Linked DNA regions of Homo sapiens: region 1 is linked to region 2. Evidence: read pairs that join two places in POLR2A ChIA-PET (ENCODE). Cell type or tissue: Caco-2. All regions are shown on one strand. Links, peaks and the distances in the headings refer to the core of each region. The heading gives the core; the rest is flanking DNA.

Region 1 (5,384 bases), core at 179-5,178, 290 kb after region 2:
ATAGCATGATAAAAATGAATTTCCTTTAAACTGTTTTGCTGGGAAGTGTTTTATTAATGATTTCACTTTGACAAAGGTGCTGTTTTTAGCCTGATATGTTTGTTGCAAGGTGGAGACTGACTAGCAAGATTGAATTTGATGTCGATGCTAAATTTTTCACTTGGTGCTAAAAATCCAATTGCACAATTATAGGGTGGCTTAAGCATGTGTTCAAAATGCTTGGAAGTTTTAATTGAATCAGTAGGTGATGTGAATGCCAAGAAAGCTCTCAAGATCTTACGTTATAGAAATTGAATTGTTGTTTGCTATCTGGAGTAGGTAGGAAATAGCTCTGCCCTCCCTTTCTCTGGTCAGACTGTACCTGGGATTGTATCTAGTTCCAAGAACCATATTTTAAAAAGCACAGACATATCACATTGTGTCCAGAGGAGAATGACCAGGATGTTGAGGACACCTGAAACAATGCTTCTTTAAGTAATGGGTTGAAAGAGGTGGAGGTGTTTAAGTTGGAGCTGAGAAGAGTGGGGGAGGGCACTGGGAGATACAATACTAGCACCAGTGATGGTAATGATAATAATAGAAGCTAAAATTTATTGTGTGGCTATAAGCCAGGCACTAAGAAGCAGACATATATTATCTTATTTGATTCTCATCACAATCATATGAGCTAAAAAGAATAATTATTCCATTTCATAAATAGGGAAATTGATGCTCAATAAAGTTAAGAAATTTGAGATTACATAGTTCATAAGAGATATAGCCAGGATTTGGCTTGATGTTTGATTGTGAAGACTTGAGCTCTTAAATACCATATCATATGTCTCTTATGATTGATACCTTTGAGTGTTTGAAGGACTTACATGTGAGAGAGGGATCCCAGAAATTAAAACTAGGACAGATAATTGGCAACTTCCCAGAAAAAAATTCTTGAATCAGTGTAAAGAATTGGTTTCTAGATTGGAGGCCAGTGGATTCCCTAATACAGGTTACATTCAGGTGTTTGCTAAGTAACTGGTTGATAGGTCTTTGTAAGTAGCTAGTTGTAAGTTTGGGATAGGGGTGGGGATAGATTATGTGATCTTTAAGGTCTCTTGCTGTGCTTTCTCAAGTAACTCTAGAGTTGAGAACTCTGTGTGCTTTCCTGTTTTTCAGATATATATATATATATTTAAACATTTTAAATTGTCAAAAAATACATACACCATAAAATTTACCATCTTAACTATGTTAAGTATACAGTTCAGTATTAACTGTATATGCACCCAATCTCTAGTACTTTTTCATCTTGCAAAACTGAAACTCTATACTTACTCAGTAACAACTTTTCCTTCTACCTCCAGACCTAGGCAACAACCATTCTACTTTCTGTTTCTGTGAGTGTGACTACTCTAGATAACTCACATAAGTGGAATTACACAGTATTGCCTTTTTGTGTGTGGCTCATTTCATTTAGCGTAATGTCCTCAAGGTTCATCCATTTTGTAGCAAGTGTCAGAAGTTCCTTCCTTTTTAGAGCTGAATAATATTCCATGGTACGTACATATCACATTTTGTTTATCATGTCAGGTGTATTTTAGCTAAAAAACAAAACAAGAACAAACAATCACTTTAAAAAGCATTAGAGTTAATATTATTCTAACAACCCATGGCTCTGTATGCAAATTATTATGTGTAGAGTTATCTGGGATGGTTAGGGAATGGTGTGCCCTAATTAACCAAATAATTTGGTTCATGGAGTAGAAATACAAATTGTAGGAGATTATCTGGAACCTGTACTGACCCCATGGCATATTCTGAAAGTACTATTTTGAATTAAGTTTCTAATAATTGATTTATTTTCTTGTAATTTGTGCCCTTAAAAATCAAGTCTAATATTTATTGGGCAAAATGTATAGTTTTGAAAATAAAAATAAATAGAAATAATTTCTAGTTATTAGGATGACAGATTATTCAGTATTTTCTTTGGATTTTTTTTGAAAGTACTTAATGTTATAATTCTGTGGAATGTTCATTTTAAAAAATCTAAAATTTATTGATTTTTTTAATGTACCAAATACTAACTTTAAACATCAAAGGTTTTACTTCCAACATCTGGTATTGGGGGAACCAGCCCCCAATATTTCAACGTAGGTTCTTTCTATTTTCCTTAAGTGTTGGCCGGTCTGAGAAATAAAGAGAAAGAGTACAAAGAGAGGAATTTTATAGCTGGGCCTCTGGGGGTAACATCACATATCGGTAGGTCCGTGATGTCCCCTGAGCCACAAAACCAGCAAGTTTTTATTAGGGATTTTAAAAGGGGAGGGGGTGTAGGAACAGGGAGTAGGTCACAAAGATCACGTGCTTCAAAGGGCAATAAAGATCACAAGGCAAAGGCAAAGTTAGAATTACTGATGAGGGTCTGTGTCCTGCTGTGCACGTATTGTCTTGATAAACATCTTAACAGAAAACAGGGTTGGAGAGCAGAGAACCGGTCTGACCAAAATTTACCAGGCTGGAATTTCCCAATCCTAGTAAGCCTGAGGGTACCTGCAGGAGACCAGGGCATATTTCAGTCCTTATCTCAACCACATAAGACAGACACTCCCAGAGCGACCATTTGTAGACCTCCCCCCAGGAATGCATTCCTTCCCCAGGGTATTCCTTGCTGGGAAAATAATTCAGTGATATCTTCCCTACTTGCACATCCGTTTATAGGCTCTCTGCAAGAAGAAAAATATGGCTCTATTCTACCCGACCCCGCAGGCAGTCAGACCTTATGGTTATCTTCCCTTGTTCCCTGAAAATCGCTGTTATTCTGTTCTTTTTCAAGGTGCACTGATTTCATATTGTTCAAACACACGTTTTACAATCAATTTGTACAATAGTGGTCCTGAGGTGACGTACATTCTCAGCTTATGAAGATAACAGGATTAAGAGATTAAAGTAAAGACAGGCATAAGAAATTATAAGAGTATTAATAGGGAAGTGATAAATGTCCATGAAATCTTACAATTTGTGGTTAGAGATTGCAGTAAAGACAGGCATAAGAAATTATAAAAGTATTAATTTTGGGAACTGATAAGTGTCCATGAAATCTTCACAATTTATGTTCTTCTGCCGTGGTTCCAGCTGGTCCCTCCATTTGGGGTCCTTGCCTTCCCGCAACAATCTGGTCTCCATATAGTGTTTTATTCTTTCATTTTATTAATTGAACAAACTGAGATATAATGTATGAAATGACATCACCAAGGCCATAGTGACCCAGAGGTAGACACTAGCATTAATAATTATTCTTTTCCCCTTTTTAATTAGCTGGGTTTTGTGGTCTTTTTTATATTTCTTCTGAACAAAAGATTTAATGATAGAGTTTACATTAGTGATAGATTACTGCATAAAGTCTCCCCAAAAGAAACATTTTCTTGGTTGTTACTTGGTGGTAACATGAAATAAAGGCATAAAATCATTCAGTCATTGGCAGTGAGGCCAAGGGGTGGGTGGCTTGGGAGGAGGTGTACCTAGGCTCTTCTGTAATTTCTCTCTCAGCTATCCCAAATCAACACTGCAAGCTAAGTAAAAACAAAGTGCTTGCCATGCAAAGCACCTTCAAGACAAGTCCCCTACCTCTGTGTACTGGCTAGATCACCACCCCTCCCAGAATACTTGCTCAGAAGAGCAGTTTTTGGGGTAAACACTGTTTACTAAAAGATAGACTGAAAGGGCATTCAAATCACAGGATGGTTCTTAGAAGTGAGATTTCAATACATCTTCAGATGAACATTCAGTGTTCAACTTTCTAAGTTGTTTCCATAGAAACAGTTGGGAAGCCACAGATATTGGGCTGTGAGAAGCAGCGTATGGAGAAGAATTGTTCTAAAAGTTTACCAGGAAAGATTAGGATGTCACAGATCTAAGAAGATCTGAGGCAATATGCACATTAGGCACATGGAGAGTTGATGTGGAGCCATGATCTTTTTCTTGAGTGAGATTCAAACACATTAAGAGAGCTTTCTTTTTAAACTAAAGGCATTTTAAATTTGCTAACTTCTGCCTCCTTTTCCATTGTCTTAAACTCATGCAGGCAGTGATCCTGGAGCACTGTGCTTTTGTTTTTCCTTCCATTCCTAACCCCTGCTTCACTGGCTTCTGTTTTACAGATAGCCACCAAGGTTCAAACTTGATGTAAACCTGGATTTTTTTGTTTTAGTTTTCCGTGTTCTTCTGGGTATTTACAGTTGCCATATATTTGGTGAGGGTGTCTTCTCCCCAGTTCCCCTTGACTCTCTGTTTTTCTGTATTTTCAGGGAAGAAGAGCCCAGACCTAGGGGAGTATGATCCACTTACCCAGGCTGACAGTGATGAGAGCGAAGACGATCTGGTGCTTAACCTGCAGAAGAATGGAGGGGTCAAAAATGGGAAGAGTCCTTTGGGAGAAGCGCCAGAACCCGACTCAGATGCTGAGGTTGCAGAGGCTGCAAAGCCACATCTTTCAGAAGTCACCACGGAGGGCTACCCCTCAGAACCCCTTGGGGGCCTGGAACAGAAGGCGGCCTCCTCCCTGGTGTCATATGTGCGCACGTCTGTCTTCCTGCTGACTTTGGGGATCTCGATGATCCTGGTGCTCCTGTGTGCTTTCCTGATCCCCTGTCCTCCCAGAGATCTGCACAGCACCTGGAGCCGCCACTTGGGCTCCCAGGGAGGTGAGCTGCAGAATCTTCAGCCCTAATCCTGTGAAACTTCATGCTATGTCTGATTACATTTAAATTTTCCTCCAAATCTTAAAACTTAATATGTGTCATGCGGCATTCCCCACCCTGCCGTCCCCACTGTGTGGAGGTGGCAAGGAGATTAAGATTTGAAAGAAAACAAACACCTCCAAAAACCTGGGAATCATTGCTCTGTTGTGTCTGTTGGCATTGGTCTTTATTAGATCCAGAGAGGACAGGGCTGGTTTGCTGGATTCCTGCTGTGGAGCCAGCACTGTATCAGGGGAATGCAAAGCTGTAGGAAGGGCTATTTACAGAGAAAAGCAAGGTTCAAGGCCTGGTTGCACCAGGGATAGAGCTCTTGCAGAACCCTTTGACATTCTTTGATGATAGAGGTCTGATCTAATTTAAATTATAAAATAATTTCATTTCCTGTAAAAGATAGTTGCTATCTTTTCTTTCTTGCTCCTCATGGTTAGGGCGGTGCTGTCTGAGTAATTCCAGCTATTCTGTCTCCTTTTTGGAGTAGGCTTCTTTAAAACCTCTTGCTCTGGAATGGGACTTACATCTCACCTGTGTTGAGTAGTCCTGTCTCTTGTGAACTGGATTAAGCTATCCTCAGACCCCTGGCATCCTCTTGATCTAGAAATGTTTATCTCTGCCACTTCTCTGATCCCAGTTGAATTAGCTTCTGATGAGTTC
Region 2 (5,384 bases), core at 126-5,125:
GATCTCTTGAGCCTGGTAGGTTGAGGCTGCAGTGAGCCACGAGTGCACCACTGTCGTCCAGTCTGAGCAACAGAGTGAGGTGCTGTCTCAAAAACACCCAAAAAACAACAAGAACAAAATGTCAAAGTCAAAGAGTAGATCTTCTGTGCTCTAGTGTTGGTTAGGATCCTCTGTTGCAAAGATCAGAAATCAAGTCACTCAAGGAATAAAAGGGGAGTTGAAAAAATAGGAATATATGAATGGCTCATAAAATGGAATGATGGCAGGAAATAAAAGTTAAGACTCTCTGTTTGCCTCTCAGGACCTTATCTCTTAATTTTCTCCAGTAAACAAAACAAACTTTCTCTGCTCTTGGGGGAATATAATGGGAATAATATGGCTGCTTCACAGATCCTGAGTTCCATATTTCAGTTCCAGTCATTGAGAAGACTGCCTCAACTCTCTTTAGGTCCATATTCCAAAATCTTGAAAGAATTTGATTGGCAAATTTGGTTTGGATGTCTACCTTTAGTCCAATTAGCTATAGTCAGTGGGCAGGATCATGTAATATAGTACCAAGATACTGGAATATTTTAAATGGAGATAAAGAGATGTTGTCAGGTTAAGGTGGGGGCCATAAGTTCCCAAGCTGCCTACTACAGTTGCACAAAGGACAAAGAATATTATAGATTGATGAGCTAAAAATCACTTTTGCATTGCCCCACAGCTAAAAAATTTAAAAAGAGATTTCTGAGAGAGCCATAAAAAGGCAATAGTAAAACACTGATATAAAATCAGCTGGGGCCAGACAGGGTGACTGACACCTGTAATCTCAGCACTTTGAGAGGCTGAGGTTATCTGCCTGGATCACCTAAGGTCAGGAGTTTGAGACCAGCCTGGCCAACATGGCGAAACCCTGACCCTACTAAAAATACAAAAATTAGCTGAGTGTGGTGGCACGTGCCTGTAATCCCAATTACTCAGGAGGCTGAGGCAGGAGAATCGCTTGAACCCGGGAGGTGGAGGTTGCAGTGAGCCAAGAGCACACTCCAACCTGGGTGACAGAGTGAAACTATGTCTCAAAAACAAAAAACAACAAAACAAACTAAAACAACAAAACAAAACAAATAAACAGAAAAAAAGAATTAGCTGGTAAATCAGCTGGCATATACTATCAGAATAATAAATAAGAGTTGGCCCCCTGGGCTGGGTGCAGTGGCTCATGCCTGTAATCTCAGCAGTTTGGGAGGCCAAGGTGGGTGGATCACCGGAGGTCAGGAGTTCGAGACCAGCCTAACAAATATGGTGAAACCTCATCTCTATTAAAAATACAAAAATCAGCCGGGTGTGGTGGTGCATGCCTATAGTCCCAGCTACTCAGGAGGCTGAGGCAGGAGAATTGCTTGAATTTGGGAGGTGGAGGTTGCAGTGTGCCAAGACCACGCCAGTGCACTCCAGCTTGGGTGACAGAGCAAGATTCCGTCTCCACAAAATAAATAAGAGTTGGCCCTCTGTATTTGTGAGTTCTGCATTTGTGAATTAAACCAACCACTGATTGGAGTTATTCAGAAAAATTAAAAACAACCGTACAATAATAAAAATAATACACATTAAAAAATTGGCCAGGTGCGGTGGCTCACACCTGTAATCCCAGCACTTTGGGAGGCCGAGGTGGGTGGGTCACTTGAGGTCAAGAGGTTGAAAGTAGCCTGGCCAATGGGGCAAAACCCATCTCTACTAAAAATAGAAAAATTAGATGGGTGTGGGGGCCCGCGCCTATAATTTCAGCTACTCGTGAAGCTGAAGCATGAGAATTGCTTGAACCCGGGAGGCGGAGGTTGCAGTGAGATCGTGCCACTGCACTCCAGCCTGGGCTACAGAGGGAGACTATGTCTCAAAACAAAACAAAAACAAAAACAAAACTAGTATAACAACTATTTACATAGCACTTACATTGTATTAGGTATTATATGTAATTTATAGATGATTTAAAGTACATGAAAGGAGGTGAGTAGGTTATACGCAAATCCTATGCCTTTTTTTTTTGACGGAGTCTCACTCTGTCACTCGGGCTGGAGTGTAGTGGTGTGATCTCGGCTCACTGAAACCTCCGCCTCCTGGGTTCAAGTGATTCTTCTGCCTCAGCCTCCCGAGTAGCTGGGACTACAGGCACGTGCCACCATGACTGGCTAATTTTTTTATTTTTAGTAGAGACGGGGGTTTCACCATATTGGTCAGGCTGGTCTTGAACTCCTGACCTCGGGATCTGCCTGCCTCGGCATCCCAAAGTGCTGGGATTACAGGTGTAAGCCACCGTGCCCGGCCTACTATGCAATTTTATACAAGGATCTTGAACTTCTGTGGATTTTGGTATCTGTGGGGAGTCCTCAAACCAAACTCCCATGGATGCTGAGGGACAACTGTACAAATATTGAACAATTGAAAAGGTCACAGATAACTAGATGTAAAAAATAGTTACTGGCTTGAAAAAAGGTAAGAATACCTGATAATTGCACCACATTGTGTAGGTCTCACAGGGTTTCCATATTCCCTTTCCAATATAATAAATAAAACCTTGTAAAAGCAATTGAGGCTGAGTGCAGTGGCTCATGCCTGTAATCCCAGCACTTTGGGAGGCTGAGGCAGGAAGATCATTTGAGTCCAGGAGTTCGAGACCAGACTGGGAAACCTAGGGAGTCCCAATCTCTACAGAAAATTAAAAACAAAACAAAACAAAACAAAAAAACCAACCAGGTGTCATGCACCTGTGGAGTCCCAGCTACTCAGGAGGTTGAGTTGGAAAGATTGCTTGAGACCAGGAATTCAAGGTGGCAGTAAGCGCTAATCACGCCACTGCACTCCAGCCTGGGCAACACAGCAAGACCTCATCTCTTAAATTAAAAAAAAAAAAAAGCAATTGAGTCTCAATAAGTCAAGTCACTTGCTTGAAGTCACACACAAACCACAGACTTAGGACTCAAACTCCTCGTTTTCACTTTATGTGCAGAGGCCTAACTTATAGAAAATGCCTCCTACCTTTTTCAAAGGTAGTTTACTTTTTTTTTTTTAGCATTGAAAGTAAAGGCAGAAATGACTTTTAAAGTGCTACATTTTCAGGGAAAAAAAGTGGATTAGGAACATTAGTTTCCATTCTGGCATGTAAGGAGCTCAGAAGTCACTACTCCTGGCTGGGCACCGTAGCTCATGCCTGCAATCCCAGCACTTTGGGAGGCTGAGGCAAAAGGATTACTTGAGCCCAGGAGTTCAAGACCAGCTGGAGCAACGTGGCAAAACCCCATCTTTACCAACTATACAAAAATTAGCCAGTCGTGGTGGCACATGCCTGTAGTCCCAGTTACTTGGGAGGCTGAGGTGGAAGGATCACTTGAGCCTAGGCAATTAAGGCTGCAGTGGGCCATGATTATACCACTGCACTACAGCCTGGGCAACAGAGCAAGACCTCCAGCTAAAAAAAAAAAAAAAAAAAAAAAAGTCACCACTCCATCTTAGCAAGTAAAAAGCTGAGTAAACTGAAAAATCAACAGCTCTTCTTAGATCCATAAGAGATGGGAGGTCATAGAGTAAACCCCAAATTGGAAACACAGGTGAATGCAGATAATCACAACTTAATTACTGGAGCAGAAATCTTCATGGGAATCAGTGCTGGAGTGGGAAAACCTGAACTGTAATTGACAAATTGCTGGAGGCTTGGTGTGGACAAGTCTGTGAGATAAAAACTTTATTGGGAGGCTCCCACACTTTTGTAGTTTTACCTCCAGGGGCTCTACTAGGTTCTCACAGTGAATTTTGCAAACGATCCTCTCATGCTTCCAACAAGGGGAGAGGAAAAGGAACCATCTTGAAATGCCCTAGAGCATTCTGTTCTTAAGAACAAGGTCTTCCCTCAGGAGAAATTACTTAACTGGAGCCTAACCTGCTGGGGTTTTATAACAGCCTAACTGATCTGGGGGAAGGGAAATACCCAACTCCAGCCTAGTCTAGCTATGTTGTCCCACCTAAGGAGAGGGGGAGACTGAGAAGCACCTGTGAAGTTCACAGTCCAGAGACATAGGCTCACTAAAAGACTGAGACCTAATTATCGGACTGTAGAATGCTTCCTTTCCCTCCACACCTTGCCACCACATTACTAAAGTCCTATTTACAGTAGTTTCTTTAGCCCAAAACATCATGCCTGGCTATCAAGAAAAAATTACAAAGTATACTAAAAGGCAAAAAAACATAGTTTGAAGAGACAAAGCAAGCATCAGAACCAGATGCTCTGGATAAAGTAGACAGCATGCAAGAACAGGTAGGCAATGTAAGCAGAGAAATGGAAACTATAAAAAGAACCAAAAGAAATGTTAGAGAGGCCGGGGGCGGTGGCTCACGTCTGTAATCCCAGCACTTTGGGAGGCCGAGGCGGGCAGATCACGAAGTCAGTTCAAGACCAGCCTGACAAGCATGGTGAAACCTCGTCTGTACTAAAAATACAAAAATTAGCCGGGCATGGTGGCACATGCCTGTAACCCCAGCTACTCAGGAGGCTGAGGCAAGAGAATCGCTTGAACCCAGGAGGCAGAGGTTGCACTGAGCCGAAATCGTGCCTTTGCACTACAGCCTGGGTGACAGAGCGAGACTTCATCTCAAAAACAACAACAAAATGTTAGAGATAAAAAACACTGCAATAGAAATGAAAAATGTCTTTGACGTGCTTATTAGTATACTAAACATGCTGAGGAAAAAATCGCTGTTTGAGGATATCTCAAGAGAAACCTCCCAAACTGAAAAACAAAGAGAAAAAAAGACTGAAAAAAAAAAAAAAGCAACAACAGAAAAGAATATCCAGGAACTGTAGGACAACTACAAAAGGTATAAGTGTGTAATGAGAATACCAGAAGGAGAAGAAAGAGAATACAGAATAAATATTTGAAACAATAGTGATTGAGAATTTCCCCAAGCCAGTGTCAGACACCAAATCACAGATCCAGAAAGCTCAGAGAACACCAATAAGAATACATGTTAAAAAAAAAAAAAACTCTACACCTAGGTATATCATATTTACACTACAGAAAATTTAAGATAAAGAAAAAATCCATATAGAAACCAGAGGTTTAAAAAATCTTATAGAGAAGAAAAGAATTACATCCAACTTCTCCTCAGACAGTATGCAAGCAAGAAGAGAGTGGAGTCAAATATTTAATGTGTTGAGAGAAAAAAATCCCACCAACCTAGAATTCTGTACGCTGTGAAATCATCCTTTAAAAGTGGCACAGAAATAAAGGTCTTCTCAGACAAACAAAAATTGGGGGAATTTGTTGCCTTGCAAGAAATAGTAAAAGAATTTCCTTAGAAAAAAGAAAGAGTATATAGGTCAGAAACTCAGATATACATTAAGAAGGAAAGAA

What was found. ChIA-PET counts read pairs that join two places held together with the same protein. Peaks named below come from ENCODE experiments on the same cell type or tissue, not always from the same donor. Only the 100,000 strongest peaks of a DNase experiment are listed, where the experiment ranks them.
Region 1: POLR2A ChIA-PET joins it to region 2 with 5 read pairs; 2 of 35 experiments call an interaction of 5 or more read pairs at or near these places.

What each region holds. Positions count from the first base shown.
Region 1 is chr12:13,051,271-13,056,654 of GRCh38, forward strand. FAM234B (family with sequence similarity 234 member B) reads left to right here. Exons shown (of 13, transcript NM_020853.2): 2 at 4,281-4,676. Among named protein-coding and RNA genes, the nearest start is that of FAM234B, 9.6 kb to the left of the region's middle. In Caco-2, for the core only: no CTCF peak of the experiment used is centred there; a DNase peak (open chromatin) is centred at 2,566.
Region 2 is chr12:12,765,781-12,771,164 of GRCh38, forward strand. It overlaps a transcript of APOLD1 not described here. Among named protein-coding and RNA genes, the nearest start is that of MIR613, 3.8 kb to the left of the region's middle. In Caco-2, for the core only: no CTCF peak of the experiment used is centred there; no DNase peak of the experiment used is centred there.